Regions from separate parts of the Homo sapiens genome. Here region 2 is linked to region 1. The links are chromatin contacts, found by Hi-C or POLR2A ChIA-PET in ENCODE. All regions are on one chromosome and are shown on one strand. Each heading gives the region's core, a stretch centred on a gene start or an enhancer-like site at or near the end of the contact. The rest is flanking DNA. Distances are from core to core; before and after follow the strand shown. Region 1 has its middle 150 kb from the start of CDC7. Region 2 overlaps TGFBR3 (transforming growth factor beta receptor 3).

Evidence for each region. A loop is a pair of places that touch in the nucleus more often than their neighbours do. ChIA-PET counts read pairs that join two places held with the same protein, here RNA polymerase II (POLR2A). Pooled maps may share reads with other maps.
Region 2: a loop to region 1 is called in a map of cardiac septum, with 2.1 times the contacts of the local background. The contact joins two enhancer-like sites. A Hi-C loop is called at or near these places in 2 of 168 maps with a recorded cell type or tissue (cardiac septum and posterior cingulate gyrus) and 3 of 50 pooled maps. POLR2A ChIA-PET finds 5 or more read pairs at or near these places in 4 of 52 experiments (AG04449, K562, activated CD4-positive, alpha-beta T cell and 1 more).

What each region holds. Positions count from the first base shown.
Region 1 is chr1:91,650,317-91,653,285 of GRCh38, reverse strand. No RefSeq gene overlaps it. Among named protein-coding and RNA genes, the nearest start is that of CDC7, 150 kb to the right of the region's middle. Within about 2 kb of position 1,490, at least 17 of the 41 ENCODE cell types and tissues checked have a DNase peak (open chromatin) inside an H3K27ac peak, as active enhancers do.
Region 2 is chr1:91,698,490-91,701,458 of GRCh38, reverse strand. All of the region lies in intron 14 of TGFBR3 (transforming growth factor beta receptor 3), which reads left to right. Among named protein-coding and RNA genes, the nearest start is that of TGFBR3, 190 kb to the left of the region's middle. Within about 2 kb of position 1,719, at least 5 of the 41 ENCODE cell types and tissues checked have a DNase peak (open chromatin) inside an H3K27ac peak, as active enhancers do.

The DNA of each region.
Region 1 (2,969 bases), core at 241-2,740:
ACATTCTATAACAAAATGCAACGCCAGCAGCATGTTTTCTGCTAACATTGAGAAAATTTCTGAGTACTTATAAGTTTGTTATTTGCCTTTTAGTTTGGTTTATGCTGTTCATCAACATATCTTTAAAAATTTTTATATAGGTCATATTTATCCAACTTTTCGCTAATGGTTTCTGCTTTTGGGATCATCCACAGAAAGTCTCCCCTATCTCATAATTACATAATTACCTAGCTTTTCCTCTAGGACTTTTACAATTTGATATTTTACAATGAAATCTTTAACTCATCCGGATATTTTTAGATGTGCCCCTCTTTTGATGTCCTTGTCTCTCAGTAAGGCAGAATGCTTTCTTTATCTAGCTTCCTCATTTCTTGTTATATTAATTTATTAATTCCTGGGCATTTAAAATTTTGTTGTTGTTGTTGCTATTGTGAAAGGAATTTTTTTCCCATTGTATTTTCTAACTGGTTATTGTAGGCATTTGGGAAGAACTCTGTCTCTCTATGCTTTTTATATGAGAATATGGTGACCAGTCATCGGACTGAGGCCTCAGGCCTAGTGGTCTTCCAGTTGACTTGCTGGTCTTCCAAGAGTTAAAACTGAAAAACGATATTATTTCTTTCTAGTCCTTTTAATCTGAAAGTCACAAAATAGTACCTTGTTTTGATTGCATTTCTTTGGCGACTGTTGGGGATGAACATCTTTGCACACATTCATTTGGCATTTGTTTTCCTATAGTGAACTGTCCATTCATATACTTCGTTAATTCCTCTATTTGGTATTTGTCATGCTTTTATCAATCTGATAAAATTATTTTAATTCATTTCCACTTGAAAAATATACACTAACCTATTATTTCTGCCCAGAGAGGAAGAGTCACCAAATATCAGATACAAATGTGAGCATGGGAGCACTCTAGAAAGGCTAGGAATCACTGCTGGAGGCTGCACGCCTGTACATTAACTTTTTGTCCCTTGGTCCTTAAAATCCTATAGGAAGCAGCCAGGTGACCAGTAAAACAGGCATCCTGCATGGAGAAGGTGCTGTTCCAAATCAAGCAGCCCCAGAGCCTCCTTGGCCCCAGCCCTCCCTAAGTTGTCACCTACTGGGCCCCCACCTCCCTTCACACCGGGTGGTCTCCCTGACAGGTTTGAAGGGATTATCCAGGATCAATATTAGAAATAGTTGTATTTTTTTCTAACTGGAGTTAAGTTTATAAGCTTTTTTTATGTAACCACCAAACACCAGAAATAAAAATCTGGATGAGAGCCAGTTTGACTTGGAGCCAGCACACTTTCCCATAGCCAGGGAGCTCGCCCTTCATCCCAGTTGTTTTTCCCCTAGTTACTGACATTTCCTCCCAAAAGCTGAATCAACTTCTCAAATTCTTCATCTGAGTAATTCAGGCCCCCAGTGATTCCTAGAAATCTTGCCCTCCCAGTCCAGCCCCCACCCCCAGCCCAGCCTCTGACACCTGAGCTGCAACTGGGGCCAGAGGAGGCCCAGGCTCCATGCGGTGGCCCAAGCCACGTGACCTGGCCTCTGGCTCTTAGAAAGTTTCTGGGGGAGTTTTAATTGCCGGCTCTGCAAATGCAAAATGAGGCCCTGGTGGACGGGGGAGAGGGGAGCAAGAGCATCTGCAGGCTGGTCCGGTAAAGAAGGGTGGGAAGAGGTCTTGTTCATACTAATTCCTAACTAAGGGCTAGAAGAAGACCAGCGTCCATGCACAGTTTATCACCCAACACATATGTGTTGAGCACCAGCTGTGTACCAGGCACTCTCCTAGGCACAAGTGAACAAGACCAGCCTGGTCCCTTCCCTGGTAACAGTTACTGCCCGGTGGGAAAGACAGACATGGAACAAGTAATTTCACATCACAAGCTCAATAGTCACAAGTGTGAGAATTCTGCTTATACAAGTGGGAACAATTTCATGGCCTTGCTTATGAGCTCTTTTCCTTTGAAAGGATTCAGAGAAGTGGCAACAAGACTGCCCCAGGGATTTTTGATAGCGCTCCTTTCTTTTGCCTCCTACATTTCAGGGTGGGCCATCCTGGGAAAACAGTCCTCCCTGGCCTGAGTGAGACCAGAAAGGGACGGCATGGGAGAGGCTAGGCAGTGTTGGAGTCACCCTCTCCTCCCTGCTTGGGAAACTGGTCTTGAGGTTCAGCCTTGCCACTCTCATGACCTTCCACAGCACTTGAGACTGGTCCGAGACTCAGCCAGATCACCCCAGGTTGGCCTTGGAAGTCACCTCTGAGTCAGTTCTCACTGACTAGCACATCCAGGGCTCCTCCCCTCATCTCCCTGCTCTTTTCTGCTCAGAACTCATGTTCCAGATGGACTCAGCTGGCAAGTGTTTGAGACATGTCTCAGCATCTTGTGATGTGTTACTGAACCTCTGGGCCTTGTGTGGGCTGAGTCACTGACTCTGACTTGATCCCTGATGCATATTGGCCCCTTCTTCCTGGGTCCAAAAACCAAAGCCCATCTTTGGAATGCAGGCCACAGAGTGCCTGCCACCAGGCCTGGAGGGGACCACTCTCCAGGGAGGGACAGTCAGTTGGACCTATCTGCAGTTTTTCTGTTCTCTCCCTTTTTCCTCTATACTGATTCTTTCTGGGAATGTGTTTGTCAAGGGAAGGGGATATAAGGACCATCCCAGACACTGGGCCTTTCTCCCTCCCAGCTCTCTTCCTCACCTCACTTTTGTTCTACCTGAGCTATGAGACCAAATACAGCTGGGAATCCTGCCTTGACAGGAATATTCTTCTATCAAAAAAGATGAATTGTTTTTCTAGCAACTTGGGGTAGGTGGTGAATCGGTGAGATCAGGAAATGAGAGGGGAGGCAGCTTTTCTCTTGTCATGGTTGAGAGCATGGATGCCAAATTTAGACTGTCTGGATTTAGACTCCGGCATTGCCACTTCCTAGCTGAATCGACTTGGGTAAGTTTCCTGTGCCTCAGTT
Region 2 (2,969 bases), core at 470-2,969, 48 kb before region 1:
TCTTAATCTTATCCTTAAACCAAAAGTAAATATTGTTGAGTCCACTCTTTTCCTCTCAGCATGCCAACTCGATGGTAGGGTTCCGGTGGAGATCAAGCCATTTTAGTTATACTCAGGGGTTCTTAGGGATTCGGGAAGAGAAAAGTTCGAGGATAGAATTCTTTAACCTCAGTTCTGCAGCTTCTGCTTGTTATTGTTTGTGCTCAGAAATCACGAAGAGACTTCACCCAGGGGAAATGAACAACAACTGTTTCTGTTTAGCTCTGTGAGAAGGCTCCTATTTGGGGTGGGGGTAAAGGATTAGATCATAACAGAAATCCATTAAGAATTTTAAAACAATGCCATCCATCACACAGGCCTTACTATAAAACTTAAACTCTTACATGGGAGGTCTCCTTAGGAGAGAGTCATAATTTTTCAACCGCTTGGGGATTCTGAGTGAGAAAGTTTAACCATGGGTGGTTGATTGGATGGAATTATTCCCAGAAGTGTGTATATTTCTTACATGATGCATCTTGTAGCAACCTTTAAATGCCTTTGAACTTAGTTCAGGGAATCAAATACTACGTCTTGAAAGGAGAAGTTTGTGGGTAGATACTCTTCCTTCATAGAGTTCTTGGGAGTTTAAAATGAGACAATATAAGTGAAGGCCGAAGGCTTTTTGTCTATTGCAAAACACCATACAAATGTACAAATGTAAGGCATCATTGTTGTTATTGGTGCCAATGAGGCTGATGGGACCCAGCTCCCAGGGTAGTGCATTCTGTAGTTAGCGTAATTAGTGTGTGTTCTGCATACTGAATTAGATTTTCTTAAAAACATACAATCATTTTTATTTTCTTAGTAATTGTATTTAAGTATACTTTTGCATATATCCTCATTCCAGGGCCACTATGTTGCACAACTCCAGGGGGCACCATTCAATTGTGGTGGCTCTGATTCATCCAGTAGCATTCCTTCCCCTAGAGCCAGACATTGATAACTCATGTGGCCAGAATGTTGACCCACCCATCGGAGATGGTTAATCCTGAGAATTTACAATTCTGTTTTCTTTTATCCTGTCTAGCTTCTTTATTTTTATAGACATCAATTCAGATGCTGCTTGTTTGGGTCACATTTTCCCAAGTTCTTTTTGCTTCCCTGTGAATTCAGACATAAGGTGTGTGTTCCTTCTGTGGTGAATGAAAATGGAGATGAAAAGAGAGGTGCTAAACATGTATCACTTTTAAACTCCAAAGAGTAGGGTCAAGGTCTGTAGCAGGACTCAGCACACTTTTTCTGTAAGGGACCAGATAGTGATTATTTTTTATTTGTGGCTCATACAATCCCTGTCTCAACAACTCAACGCTGCTGTTACAGCATGAAAGCAGCCATAGACAGTATGTAAATAAGCATAGCTGCATCCATATAAAACTTCATTTATGGAGTCAATTTGAATTTCATATAATTTTCACGTCATGAAATATCCTTTTTTGATTTTTAAAAAATCATTTCAAAATATAAAATTCATTCTTAGCTCATGGGCCATACAAAAATAGGTGGTGGACCATAATATCTCAACCGCTGGTCTCAGCCTCACTGCTGAGGATAATGAGTAGCTGTGCACAAATAGTTACTTCATCAGTGCTTCCCCAGCTAGGGACAGAGCTACGCTCACCAGTCATTTAGCCTGCTAGGCAGAACTCTGGAATTCTGATTCAACTTCTGCCCTGATGCTTTCCAGCTGTGACCTTGGGCTCTAGTCACACGATATCAGAGTCTCAGGCTGCTCATTTCCAAAACAGTGATACAAAATTTTTTTCTGCCTTCTTCATGGCACTGGTGCAAACTGCATATGAACGTCTTCATAGTCTGATTGCTGGTTTCCTCTGTGGCCTCCATTTGCAAAAAGTACATTAACATTTTAATCATCCTTCACCAAACATTTCTGGAAGACCTATTCTATGCCAGTCTGAGCCCTTGGGGATATACAGATGACTGAGAACTAGACCTTGCCCTCACAGCAAAAAAAAAAAAAAAAAAAAAAAGCAAAAGAAAGAGAAAAAGAGAGAGAGAACTAGGAGGTATTGTGGCCCAAGTGTAACAGAGGAGGGATGGAATGAGCAAGGGTGGGAGAGACTAGCTCTGCTGGGATGGAGATGGAACAGTGGGAGACTCAGCAAAGGTCCCCCAGAGAAAATGCCAACAAAGCAGGTCTGGGGAGGAGGGTGTCTTGGGATGGCTTGCAAAGCATGATGACAAAGAGCAGCATAGAGAATTTGGGAAGCTTAAATTACTAAGTATGGGGAGCCCACCATGGGTGAAGGACTCCATCAGGAAAGGAGGCTGGAGAGAGAGGATAGAGAAGGGAGGGAGAACTTTGTGTGCCATGTTAAAGAGTGTGGATTTTTTTCCCTATAAAGGAAGGAGAGTCATCAAGGGGTTTAGTCAGGGTTATAACATGATCAGCTCTGGGCTCTAGAATATTCACTCTGGGGGCAAATGTGGAGGAGGAAATAATTGGGGGGAGGGTAGTGGTGGAGATAAGGGGGCCTCTGTGATAATCCTGATGAGCAATGAAGGGGAGTTAAACTATAGGATAATAGCACTAAGGCTAGGAGAACAAAGATACTTTTAGAAAATGTGTATATTAAATTAAAAGAATATTTTGAAGGCTGGGCGCAGTGGCTCGCGCCTATAGTCCCTCGGCCTTTGGGAGGTCGAGGCAGATGGATGGATTGCTTGAGCCCATGAGTTAGAGACCAGCCAGGGCAATGTGGTGAAATCCTGTCTTTACAAGAAATATAAAAATTAGCTGGTGTGGTGGCACATGCTTGTAGTTCCAGCTACTCGGGAGGCTAAAATGGAAGGATTGCCTGGGAGGCGGAGGCTGCAGTGAGCTGAGGGCGCCACTGCCCTCCAGCCTGAGCAACAAAGTGAGACCCTCAAAAAAAAAAAAAAAAAAAGAATATTTTGAAAGCAGAATAATA